Linked DNA regions of Homo sapiens: all the other regions are linked to region 1. The links are chromatin contacts, found by Hi-C or POLR2A ChIA-PET in ENCODE. All regions are on one chromosome and are shown on one strand. Each heading gives the region's core, a stretch centred on a gene start or an enhancer-like site at or near the end of the contact. The rest is flanking DNA. Distances are from core to core; before and after follow the strand shown.

What was found. A loop is a pair of places that touch in the nucleus more often than their neighbours do. ChIA-PET counts read pairs that join two places held with the same protein, here RNA polymerase II (POLR2A). Pooled maps may share reads with other maps.
Region 2: a loop to region 1 is called in a map with no recorded cell type, with 8 times the contacts of the local background. The contact joins two enhancer-like sites. A Hi-C loop is called at or near these places in 8 of 168 maps with a recorded cell type or tissue (GM12878, PC-3, PC-9 and 5 more), 10 of 37 single-sample maps with no recorded cell type and 25 of 50 pooled maps. POLR2A ChIA-PET finds 5 or more read pairs at or near these places in 6 of 52 experiments (A549, AG04449, GM12878 and 3 more).
Region 3: a loop to region 1 is called in a map of chondrocyte, with 2.6 times the contacts of the local background. The contact joins two enhancer-like sites. A Hi-C loop is called at or near these places in 2 of 168 maps with a recorded cell type or tissue (chondrocyte and sigmoid colon) and 12 of 50 pooled maps. POLR2A ChIA-PET finds 5 or more read pairs at or near these places in 4 of 52 experiments (GM10248, OCI-LY7, activated CD4-positive, alpha-beta T cell and 1 more).

The regions. Positions count from the first base shown.
Region 1 is chr10:12,709,209-12,712,994 of GRCh38, forward strand. All of the region lies in intron 3 of CAMK1D (calcium/calmodulin dependent protein kinase ID), which reads left to right. Among named protein-coding and RNA genes, the nearest start is that of MIR548Q, 14 kb to the right of the region's middle. Within about 2 kb of position 2,048, at least 9 of the 41 ENCODE cell types and tissues checked have a DNase peak (open chromatin) inside an H3K27ac peak, as active enhancers do; they include GM12878, where a contact is called at or near this core.
Region 2 is chr10:12,364,475-12,368,260 of GRCh38, forward strand. The region is part of intron 1 of CAMK1D (calcium/calmodulin dependent protein kinase ID); the gene reads left to right. Among named protein-coding and RNA genes, the nearest start is that of CAMK1D, 17 kb to the left of the region's middle. Within about 2 kb of position 1,642, at least 4 of the 41 ENCODE cell types and tissues checked have a DNase peak (open chromatin) inside an H3K27ac peak, as active enhancers do; they include GM12878, where a contact is called at or near this core.
Region 3 is chr10:12,446,934-12,450,719 of GRCh38, forward strand. All of the region lies in intron 1 of CAMK1D (calcium/calmodulin dependent protein kinase ID), which reads left to right. Among named protein-coding and RNA genes, the nearest start is that of CAMK1D, 99 kb to the left of the region's middle. RefSeq lists an enhancer at 1,473-2,672. Within about 2 kb of position 1,923, at least 14 of the 41 ENCODE cell types and tissues checked have a DNase peak (open chromatin) inside an H3K27ac peak, as active enhancers do.

The DNA of each region.
Region 1 (3,786 bases), core at 798-3,297:
GGAAAATTAGAAAAAAACAAAAAGGCCTTGTGGGCTTGTAAAGATGGAATACATTGTAGCTGAGAAAATTCTTGGCTGAGAAAATGTGAGGAGTGCTAAGGCCGTGGTTGGAGGATTTTTTTTTTTTTCTTGGTAAAGGGAGACAGTGGCTGCAGAAGGCACCAGCTGTCCCCACCTCTTTGCCATTGTTGAAACAAACTCGCAAATGGAAAGGACTTTGCAATGCAGAGTCTAAGGAGGGAAAATGAAAATATGACAGATACAAAGAACTGAATGCATTCTGAAATCTTAGGGGAATAAAAATATCTAGTATTGAGACAGCCCAAAGCTAAGAGTCTGCAAACTCAGAAACAGCAAGAAGCTTTTTCACAAGAAAAGGAAACTTAGTGCTCTAGGTACATAGAGGTGGAGAGGAGGGCCTGTGTGTTTTAATCTGTCACCCGATATCTTGTATAGCTGTAGGATTATGGAGTGATTCAGTTTCCTCTCTGTAGCAACATCCATGAAAATATCTATTTACTTACTGCCTCGGGAAAACATTCAAATTTATGATTTAATCAGCTTCAAAGTATTTCTGCTGAGTTTTGTTACTTTGTTTAACTTTTTTATTATGTGGTAGCTGGTGGATTGTAGGCATATTTAGCAGTTGGGAAATGTCTAAGGAAAGATTACCTTTGATAAAAAGCCAGTAGGAAGGGAATTGAAGGACGCAGAGTCGATGCCTGCAGTTTCTTGTTTTTGTTTCCCCAGCTCTGGAGTCAGACTGCATAGGTTTGCATCCTGACTCTTCAAGTTACCGTGTGACTTTGAGCAAACTTCTTAACTTTTCTGTGCCTCAGTTTCCTCTAAAATGTGATCATAGTTGTATTTACCTCAGAGATTGTCATGAGGATTAAATGAAATACTATATAAATGCTTAGAGCAGTATATCATCTTTCAGAAGAAAATTAAGTGTTACCGTTTGTAACTATCAGCTTCACAGACACTTAACTTCTTCTTTAATTTTCCCACTTAGAACCTAAAGTATATTTCTGTAAATGGGCACAACAGCTGGATCCCGACGTAATGACATTGATTTACGTTGTAAGTAACACACTACTGCCACCAGAGTATTTCTGGACAGTGTCTTGATAACTTTCGGTAATTTGGCTGTACCCTGTCATTCATTCCGTACATGTTTATTGAGCATCTATTATATGCTAGAAATGACATGAGCTATGGAAAATATGAACATGAAAAATAAAGAGCCCACAGATTAGTGACAAAGACAGAGAAGAAACAAATGCCTTCGATACAGTCTTTTGTACGTCAAAGTTTTTAGCCCTCTTGACAGTGGCTTGAGAGACCAGGTGTACAGACTTCTTTCGGGCTCAGGTCCTGCAAGTTGTGGGATGGGGGCCAGGATAATTTGCCACCAGCAAGCTTGGATTCAGCCACCTGCTGCTGCCCAGAATGCGATCCAACCTTTCCCAGTGAAAATGCAACCTTAGGAGTCAGGACCCAGGCAAGAGGGGGAGTGTGTAAAGACCTACACTGTATTCCACTAAGAACAAATAACTAATCACACAGCAGAACCTCTGGTATATAAACAAAGACATCCAGGCTGAACACAACCCCACCGGCGATATGTACCTCCGAGTGTACACCAGGGTATATAAAAAGTTATCCAAATGTCTGTTGCCTTTGACATTTGATCAATCACTATTGGAGTTTTCATCAACTTGTTCAGACTATATACCATGGATCTTTGCTGGGTGGATTAAGGTTTTGAATGTATTGCTTGTGTATTTCATCATGCAGTCAAAATCCACCTCCCACATAAGCCTGTTGTTGGATAGAGCTCCCAGTCATGAAAGTCTGTCCTCTTTTTCTCCCCTTCTATTTCTTGGTATTAATTTCAGCTTAATCAAGTCTTCTGGCCCTGTGATTCCAGGAACAGTTGGGTTCTGGCTAAAAGCAAAAGAGAAAACCGCCTGTTTCAGTCGCATAAGGTGATGTGGCAAGAACTTGTTTCTGAGGAATCCAAGATCTAGCCATTTTCAGCAGTGGTCATAGGGGACTGGAACGGGGGCGCCACCTGCAGGCTAAGGGGGAAAACACAGAGCGAGAAACTGAACCTTGCTTTAGGGGACAGGCATTTAAAGGCAAAGGAAATTCAGTCCCTCTGTGATAGACAGTAATGAACTCAGCAGGCTGTCTTGTAGATAAATATGCATGAGAATGCATCGTTGGAAGAGCTCTCACGTATTCCCTTCATTCCTGCCTTTTGGAGTTTCAGAATGTTTTACATTTTATGTTCATTTATATTTTTCTTTGTCAGAGTATGGAGATCCTAAAATCATCTGCCAGGGTATTTGCTGCTTCTTGGTACTGCTTGCTGCTCTTTTCAGAGAGAGCAGTGCCAGGTAAAATATTCTGCATTCTCATAAGAAGAGGTGAATGTCATTGCGTTCCCTGTTAATATGAGGCAGGGAAGGACGCTCTGGCCCGGAGCCGGAGTCCTCACACCACTTTGGTCTCTGTCCTTTCTAGCAGATCTAAATATCTACTCTGTCTACACCCTGTTTTTACAGAAACACCAGTGCTAGTCTAGAATGAAGGCAACATTGACAGCAGTGATGATCAAACGTTCGTTTTTCAATATGCCATGAAAAATAACTTGGTCCAAAATAAAATTCTGTCCTTATATTTCTATTTAGATGTATACCTCCCATAAAGGTAAAATGTTTTTCTCAGACGTAATTTCAGATTTTCTGTGTGCCCTACCAACAGATCAGGTTTCTCCTAAGTTTTTCAGTGGAAAATGTGATCGGCAAATGTATCAGCTGTTCCTCTGTTAGCTTTGTTGATTGATGCTTTTGAGGGGCAGAGTAGGTTTATTTGCTGATTTGTGCATTTTATCAGGTACAAAGGACATAGCAGATGTGGAAGATGCTTTTAAGAACTTCACCAAGAAGCTTGAGGGCCACCCTAAGGGAAGCTCCGCTCTCCTTCAACTGAAGCTCTCCAGGGACAATAGGAGCTGATGTTTTTGGAAGCGTCACACTGCTGGGGTCAGTGTTGCAGGTTCAGGAATGTCAGGATGCAGCCCTGTGTCTAGAGTACTCACAGCTAGGACAGGCGCACACATAACTATAATACCAAGCCAGCCTGCAGCAGCGCCATGGAGGGGCACACAGGGTGAAGAAGGGTGTCTTAGCTGGAATTGCTACAACAGAACGCTGTAGACTGGGCAGCTTCAATGTGGATGTGTATTTCTCACAGTTCTGGAGGGTGGAAGTTCCAGAGCAAGGTGGTGGCTGATTCACTTCCTGGTGAGGGCTCTCTTCCTGGTTTGCAGACGGCCTCCTTCTCACTGTGTTCTCACATGGTGGACAAAAAGAGGGCTCTGGCGTCTCTTCTTATAGGGACACTAATCGCATCCTGGGGGCCCCATTTGTTTGACATCATCTAACCTGATCGTCTCCCAAAGGCTCCATCTCCTAATACCATCATACTGGGGGTTAGGGTTTCGTGTGTATTTAGGGGTAGGGGAGACTAACATTCAGTCCATAACGGAGGGGAAGATTCAGCTGTAGGATTATCAGGCTCAGAGAATTAGACTCTATTATCTCCCCCGCCTACACACACACCCCTGTACTGATGAGAAAAGTAAAGCAGCGAAGGGGAGGGTACTGAGCTTAGCAGCAGCCAGCTTCATTGTCAGTTCCATACCTGGGAGAGCCTCAGAGCCCACCCTCTGTGAAAGGAGGGAGGCATGAGCATGTAAAAAATATATACTTCTCC
Region 2 (3,786 bases), core at 392-2,891, 350 kb before region 1:
TCAGGTGATCCGCCCACCTAGGCCTCCCGAAGTACTAGGATTACAGGCCTGAGCCACCACGCATGGCCATCATTCTCATTTGATCAGGCTGCTAACAAGCTAGTTAGTGGAGCTGATGGGATAGAGAAGTACTGACTGATGTTAAAAAAAAAAGCAAAACCTCACGCTCTGTGCATGCATGTGTTATGGTATGGGAAGAGAAGGAGGCCATTGGAGTCAGTTGTGTGCTGATAAACTGGCCTTGGTGGGACGGCAGTTCTGATTTGTAGCTCTTGCTGATTTCTGTGGTGTGAATACTCCCACCTGGTCTGATTTCAAGCTCCCCATGGTTTAACAACCTACTTGCAAAATTCCTGACTTAGACTTTTAGGAGTCGCTGGAAGGTGGCTGTGGCATACCACTGAAGGAAGCAGAGGTCAGGAGTCTGGGTTTGAGTCCCAGCTCTGCCAGTGAAGAACTATGGAATCTTGGTTTTATCCTCTCTGATTCTTTTTTTTTTTTTGAGGTGGAGTCTCACTGTCACCCAGGCTGGAGTTCAGTGGTGCGATCTTGACTCTCTGGAACCTCTGCCTCCCAGGTTCAAGCGATTCTCCTGCCTCAGCCTCCTAAGTAGCTGGGATTATAGGTATACACCACCACGCCAGGCTAATTTTGTATGTTCAATAGAGACAGGGTTTCACCATGTTGGCCGGGCTGGTCTTGAATTCCTGACCTCAAATGATCCACCCACCTTAGCCTCCCAAAGTTCTGGGATTACAGGTGTGAGCCACCAAGCCGGCCTATCCTCTCTGAGTCCTGATGACCTTGTTTGTCAAATGGGGATAATGACACCTGCTTACGTTATGGACTTTTTATAGATCCCAAATGAGATAAGAATGTGTGCTGCTTGGTATATATTATAGTAAAGACCTCACATTAATCCATACAGGAGCAATTATGATGTTGCAAAGGTTATAGCTTTTTTTGTTTTTGTTTTTGTTTTGATACAGTGTCTCGCTCTGTCGCCCAGGCTGGAGTGCAGTGGCGCAATCTCGGCTCACTGCAAGCTCCGCCTCCCAGGTTCACGCCATTCTCCTGCCTCAGCCTCCCGAGTAGCTGGGACTACAGGCGCTTGCCACCATGCCCGGCTAATTTTTTGTATTTTTAGTAGAGACAGGGTTTCACCGTGTTAGCCAGGATGGTCTCGATCTGCTGACCTCGTGATCTGCCTGCCTCGGCCTCCCAAAGTGCTGGGATTACAGGTGTAAGCCACCACGCCCGGCCTAAAGATTATAGCTTTAAAAATGTTTCCTTCTGTGCTGGCTGGGGTGGCTCACGCCTGTAATCCCAGCACTTTGGGAGGCTGAGGTGGACCAATCAGTTGAAGTCAGGAGTTCGAGACCAGTCTGGCCAACATGGTGAAACCCTGCCTCTACTAAAAAATACAAAAAAATTAGCTGGGCGTGGTGGCACATGCCTGTAATCCCAGCTACTCGGGAGGCTGAGGTGGGAGAATCCCTGGAACCTGGGAGCCGGAGGCTGCAGTGAGCAGAGATCGCACCAATGCACTCCAGTCTGGGTGACAGAATGAGACTCCGTCTCAAAAAAACACGTTTCCTTCTCCTCAGTGTCAGTGTCACATTCACCTCTTGAAACATAGCTGTTATCTTTTGGGCAGGCTTCCTGTAGAAGTTGGGTCATATGTTGATCTTGAATCTGAAAGTTACCAACACAAACCCCAAAGTTTCATAGTCTGTTTTCTTTGGCTCTATTTCAGTGTTGTTGTATTGTTTTCATTTTCGGTTTTTAAGTGATGGTACCCTAAGAAGAACTTAAAATTAGAACAGCAACATGCCATCCTTGTAGAGAATTTGAAAAATTTGGAAGAATATAAAGAAGACAGTAAGAATCAGTTGTTGGGCTGGGCTCAGTGGCTCACACCTGTAATCCTAGCACTTTGGCAGGCCAAGGTGGGTGAATCACTTGAGGACAGGAGTTTGAGACGAGCCTGGCCAACATAGTGAAACCCCATGTCTACTAAAAATAAAAAAAAAAATTAGCCAGGCCTGGTAGCGCATGCCTGTAATCCTGGCTACTCGGGAGGCTGAGGCAGGAGAATCGCTTGAACCTAGGAGGTGGGGGTTGCAGTGAGCTGAGATTGCGTGACTGCACTCCAGCCTGGGTGACACAGCGAGACTATGTCTTAAAAAAAAAAAGAAGAGTCAATCATTGGCTGGATGGATCCTGGGCAGTCAGTCATTCTGCGGGGTGGGTGGCAGATCTAGGGAGAGACCCCAGAGATTAGTGGTGGAGCTGGACCTGTGGAGGTGGGGCTGTGGATCTAGACTCACTGGAGGTATTTCAGTATTTTACTAGGTGGTGTGCCTGAGTCACTGTGCATTGGCTGTGGATATAGGGGCGGCTTTATCCCCTATAAGATAGAGTCTTCGTGAGCACAGTGGGTGTCAGACTTGAAGTTTGTCAGTAATTCGTGTAGCTTGGCAGTGATGGTGGTGATGGCCTTGCTTGGCTTATTCTCATGGTCCCCATCTCTATCCTCATGACCACTTCTAAACACATCCCCAGAATCAGCAGCGGGACAGATCCTGTCGCCAAGATGAGACCTGACGCCACAGACTTCCAGAGAGCTAATTATACTTGTGAGAAAAAGGGGATAAAAAATATTCATATCCAAGTGTGGCTGACTCTCCCTGCTTAGAGTAAGACACAGGAAGCCAGCTTCTTAGTTGCTTCATGACATAAAATAAACACTGTTACATGCACAGTCCTGCTTTCTGCTAAGCTGCAGATGCCCTAAACCTTGAAGCCAACCCCTCTTCAGAACACAGTCTTTGGAAATTCTTGAGGTTAGATCAGTGGTCCTCAATCTTTTTGGCACCAGGGATCAGTTTCGTGGAAGACAATTTTTCCATGGACGAGGGGTGGGGGGATGGTTTCAGGATGATTCAAGCATATTACATTTATTGTGTACTTTATTCCTATTATTATTACCTATTATTATATTTATTCCTATTATTTATTTATTCCTATTATTATATTAAAATATAATGAAATAATTCTACAACTCACCGTAATGTAGAATCAGTGCGAGGCCCTGTGCTTGTTTTCCTGCAAGCCACCTGGGGGTGATGGGAGACAGTGAGGGCTCCTCAGGCATTAGATTCTCATAAGGAGCACACAACCTAGATCCCTGGTGCGCACAGTTCACAACAGGGCTTGTGTTCTGATGAGACTCTAATGCCACCGCTGACTGAACGGGAGGTGGAGCTCAGGCAGTACTGCAAGTGATGGGGGCGTCTGTAAATACTGATGAAGCTTTGCTTGGTTGCCGGCTGCTCACCTCCTGTTTTGTTGCCCAGTTCCTAACAGGCCATGGACTGGTACAGGTCCCATGGCCTGGGGGCTGTGGACCCCTGGCTTAGAAGGTGAAGTCTTTGGCCAGGCGCAGTGGCTCACACCTGTAATCCCAGCACTTTGGGAGGCCGAGGCGGGTGGATCACGAGGTCAGGAGATCGAGACCATCCTGGCTAACACAGTGAAACCCTGTCTCTACTAAAAATACAAAAAATTAGCCGGGCGCGGTGGCGGGCGCCTGTAGTCCCAGCTACTCGGGAGGCTGAGGCAGGAGAATGGCGTGAGCCCGGGAGGCGGAGCTTGCAGTGAGCCGAGATTGCGCCACTGCAGTCCGCAGTCCGGCCTGGGCGACAGAGCGAGACTCCGTCTCAAAAAAAAAAAAAAAATAAAATAAAATGTTTATTGTCCGGGCACAGTGGCTCATGCCTGTAC
Region 3 (3,786 bases), core at 673-3,172, 260 kb before region 1:
GGAAGGGATTTTGGAATAGAACTAGGGAGTGTCCCAACTGGCAGCTTCCCCAATTCATCCTAAGACATTTTGCCATGTCTAGGATGGGTTGTTTAAGACAACGTCTCCTTTTCTGGGATGTTCGAAACTCAGTGTTTGGGTCTAAGTTTTTTCCACTGTGTCTCTCTCTCTCTGTCTTTTTTTACTGAGTATATTCTTCTGCAGAATGGTCTGTATCTCGTGTTAGCTTCAGAAGGCACCACTTTCAAGAGGTAATTAAATTATAAAGATTTGTTCGAAGTCATTATCAATACTGGAGAAGTTAGCAAAGGTATTGGAAGGCCAACAACAATTTATTTCCCATGTCACTCTTTCTGCAGAAACTCACCTAGAGTCCTTAAAGGGAATAACTGGTAACTTTCTGATATATCATGATGAGAGGCCTCTGCTGGCCACTGGGCAGCCTTCAGATAGTTTTTTCCTTTTTTAAAATGTTTAAATTTTTAGGGCTAGGTGTGGTGGCTCATGCCTGTAATCCCAACACTTTGGGAAGCTGAGACAGAAAGATTGCTTGAGGCCAAGAGTTTGAGAACAGCCTGGGCTACATAGCAAGACCCCGTCTCTCCAAAAAATTAAGAAATTAGCTGAGTGTAGTTGTGTGCACCTGGGGTCCCAACTACTCAAAAGAGTGAGGTGGGAGGATTGCCTGAGCCTGAGAGGTTGGGACTGAAGTAAGCCAAGATTGTGCCACAGCATTCCAGCCTTGGTGATAGAGTGAGATCCTATTTCAAAAAAAAATATTGATTTTAAGTTAATTTTGTAGTTCACTGTAGTCTTGAACTCTTGGACTCAAGTGATCCTCCTGCCTCAGCCTCCTGAGTAACGAGGACTACAGGTATGTATCACCATGCTTGGCTGATTTATTTTTTTTACTTATTTTTATTATTATTATTTTTTGAGATGGAGTTTCGCTCTTGTTGCCCAGGCTAGGGTGCAATGGCACAATCTCGGCTCACTGAAACCTCTGCCTTTGGATTCAAGTGATTGTCCTGCCTCAGCCTCCCAAGTATTTGGGATTACAGGTGTGTGCCACTACACCTGGCTAATTTTTTTCTGTTTTTAGTAGAGACAGGGTTTCACCATGTTGGTCAGGCTAGTCTCGAACTCCTGACCTTAAGTGATCCTCCTGCCTTGGCCTCCCAAAGTGTTGGGATTACAGGCATGAGCCACGACTCCTGGACTTTTTTACTTACTTTTACTTTTTGTATTTTTATTTTTACTTATTTTTATTTATTTATTTTTTTGTTTCTCTATATTGCCCAGGCTGATCTTGAACTCCTGGCCTCAAGTGATCCTCCTGCCTTGGCCTCCCAAAGTGTTGGGATTACAAGCGTGAGCCACGATGCCTGGATTTTTTACTTATTTTTACTTTTTGTATTTTTATTTTTGCTTATTTTAATTTTTATTTTTTTTTTGTTTCTCTATATTGCCCAGGCTGATCTTGAACTCCTGGCCTCAAGTGATCCTCCTGCCTCAGCCTCCCAAAGTTGCTGAGATTACAGGTATGGGCCACCATGCCTGGCCCACAGAGTTCTCTGGAGGAGAAACTGTAGAGCCGTGTGGATTCTTGCCTGGGTTTGTTTAGAGATACTACGGACTTCTTGCCTAGGTTTGTTTGGAGAAGAGTCAAGCAGTACTTGAGTGATTTGAATTTTTGTTGAGAAAAACAAAGTGAAAAACATTTTTTCGACATCAGATATGTTGTTTTAGCCTCTGTGGCAGATTTTATTTTTCTCTTTTACTTTTTGTTTTTATCCTTTTGTACTATTTTTAAAGAAAGGAATGAGAAGAAATTATCCCCGGACCATTCCTCCCGGTGAAAAACATGAAATGTGACTATCCGGAAATGGAGTGTGATCACAGGGGCACGTACGGCTGAGTCATCCAAAACGCTGACTGTCGTGTAGGGCTCCGTGGTTTTGGTGGTTTTCTTAACTTCTCTGTGCCCTGGTTACTTCATCAATGTGATGGAGATAATAATCTCATCGGATGTTGTGATTTACTGAGATCATTCTTGTAAACACTTAGAATAGTTCCTGGTACACAGCAAGCGGTTTGTGATTGTTATTGTATGATTCTATCCAGATTCTATTACGTCATGTTACTATGTTATGAAAGATTCCAGTTCCTTGGTGCACTGATGTGGTCTTTGAAACTCAGAACAAATGTTACCTGGGCCGATGTTACATGAGTATTTGGCCATTAAAATCAGATAAAGAGGCCAACCTAGCAAGTTACTCTCATTGAAGTGTGGCTTGTCTGCCATCCTCATTGGGAGCACGTAGAACCTCCCCAAGCTGAGTGGGCAGGGTCCGTGTGGCTGTGTGAAGGGCCCCGTCGTCTTGTGTAGCTGCTCCCGTGTTGAGAGTATAGCATGTTGAAAACAGCCTTGGCAGGAACCACGCTTGCTGTTAACCAGCTCGTCCACTAACCAGCTGTGTATACCCTAGGTCAGGCCAGCTGTTTAAAAAAAAAAAAAGTGAAGATATTTGCTAAGAGAGTAGATCTCAAGTGCCATCATCACACGCACACAAGGGGTGATGATGGCAGTTGATAGGTATGTTAGCTTGATCATGGTGATCATTTTATGATGTATACATATATCAAAACATCATGTTACGATGTATACATATATCAAAACATCATGTTACGATGTATACATATATCAAAACATCATGTTGTATACCTAAATATATACCATTTTTATTTGTCAGTCATACCTCAGTAAAGCTTAAAAAAAGACACATGTTGGCCGGGCGTGGTGGCCCACGCCTATAATCATTTGGGAGGCCTAGGTGGGTGGATCACTGGAGGTTAGGAATTTGAGATTAGCCTGGCCAACATGGCGAAACCCCACCTCTACTAAAAATATAGAAATTATCTGGGCATGGTGGCAGGCGCCTGTAATCCCAGCTAACTGGGAGGCTGAGGTGGGAGAATCGCTTGACTTGGGAGGCAGAGGTTGCAGTGAGCCGAGATTACACCACTGTACTCCAGCCTGGGCGACAGAGCGAGACTCCATCTCAAAAAAAATACACACGTATATAAAAAAAGTAAATTGGAGACATCTTGATGTTACACCCATACTAACAGTAGTGTCAATCTCTGTTCCTTCACCCAAGGAAGGAAAGAAGGAAGGAAGGGAGGGAGGGTGGGGAGAGAGAGAAAGAAGGAAGGAGGGAAGGAAAAAGGGAAAGAAGGAAGGAAGGAAGAAGGAAGTTTCCCTATGTAATTAAAATAGCATTATCACAACTAATACAATTAATACTAATTTCTTAATATCCAGTTTGTATTCCAGTTTCCCCAGTTACATTTGGGTTATATACTGAGTTTACAGCTCCACAGTCTCTTCGTGTGGGGAATGAGGAGGTGGAACTAACTCCATGAGCTCTCAGGTTTATATAAGCGTGAAAGTTTTATGTTTAATACCATTAGGAAGAGCCGTTGTGATTTTGTTAATTTCTTGTTCTTAAAGAAGGATCGAAGCTTTAGAGACATAAACGTGGCTCTCTAGCCAGGTGAAATGGAAATCTGGAAGTTATTTGGTTAAGAGAATAAATAGGGATGGGTTAGTGGTGTCTCCAGCTGGGCTTGGCTTGTAGATTGGGCAGCTCACACATGGACAGTGGTTTGATGACTTGTGTACTGGCCAGAGAGAAGGAGGCTGTGTCCTGGTCTGAGACCCAGCAGGTTTGAGGTCTTGTATTTTCTAGTCTCCATAAATGTTCCCAATGCCATTTCGAGTTA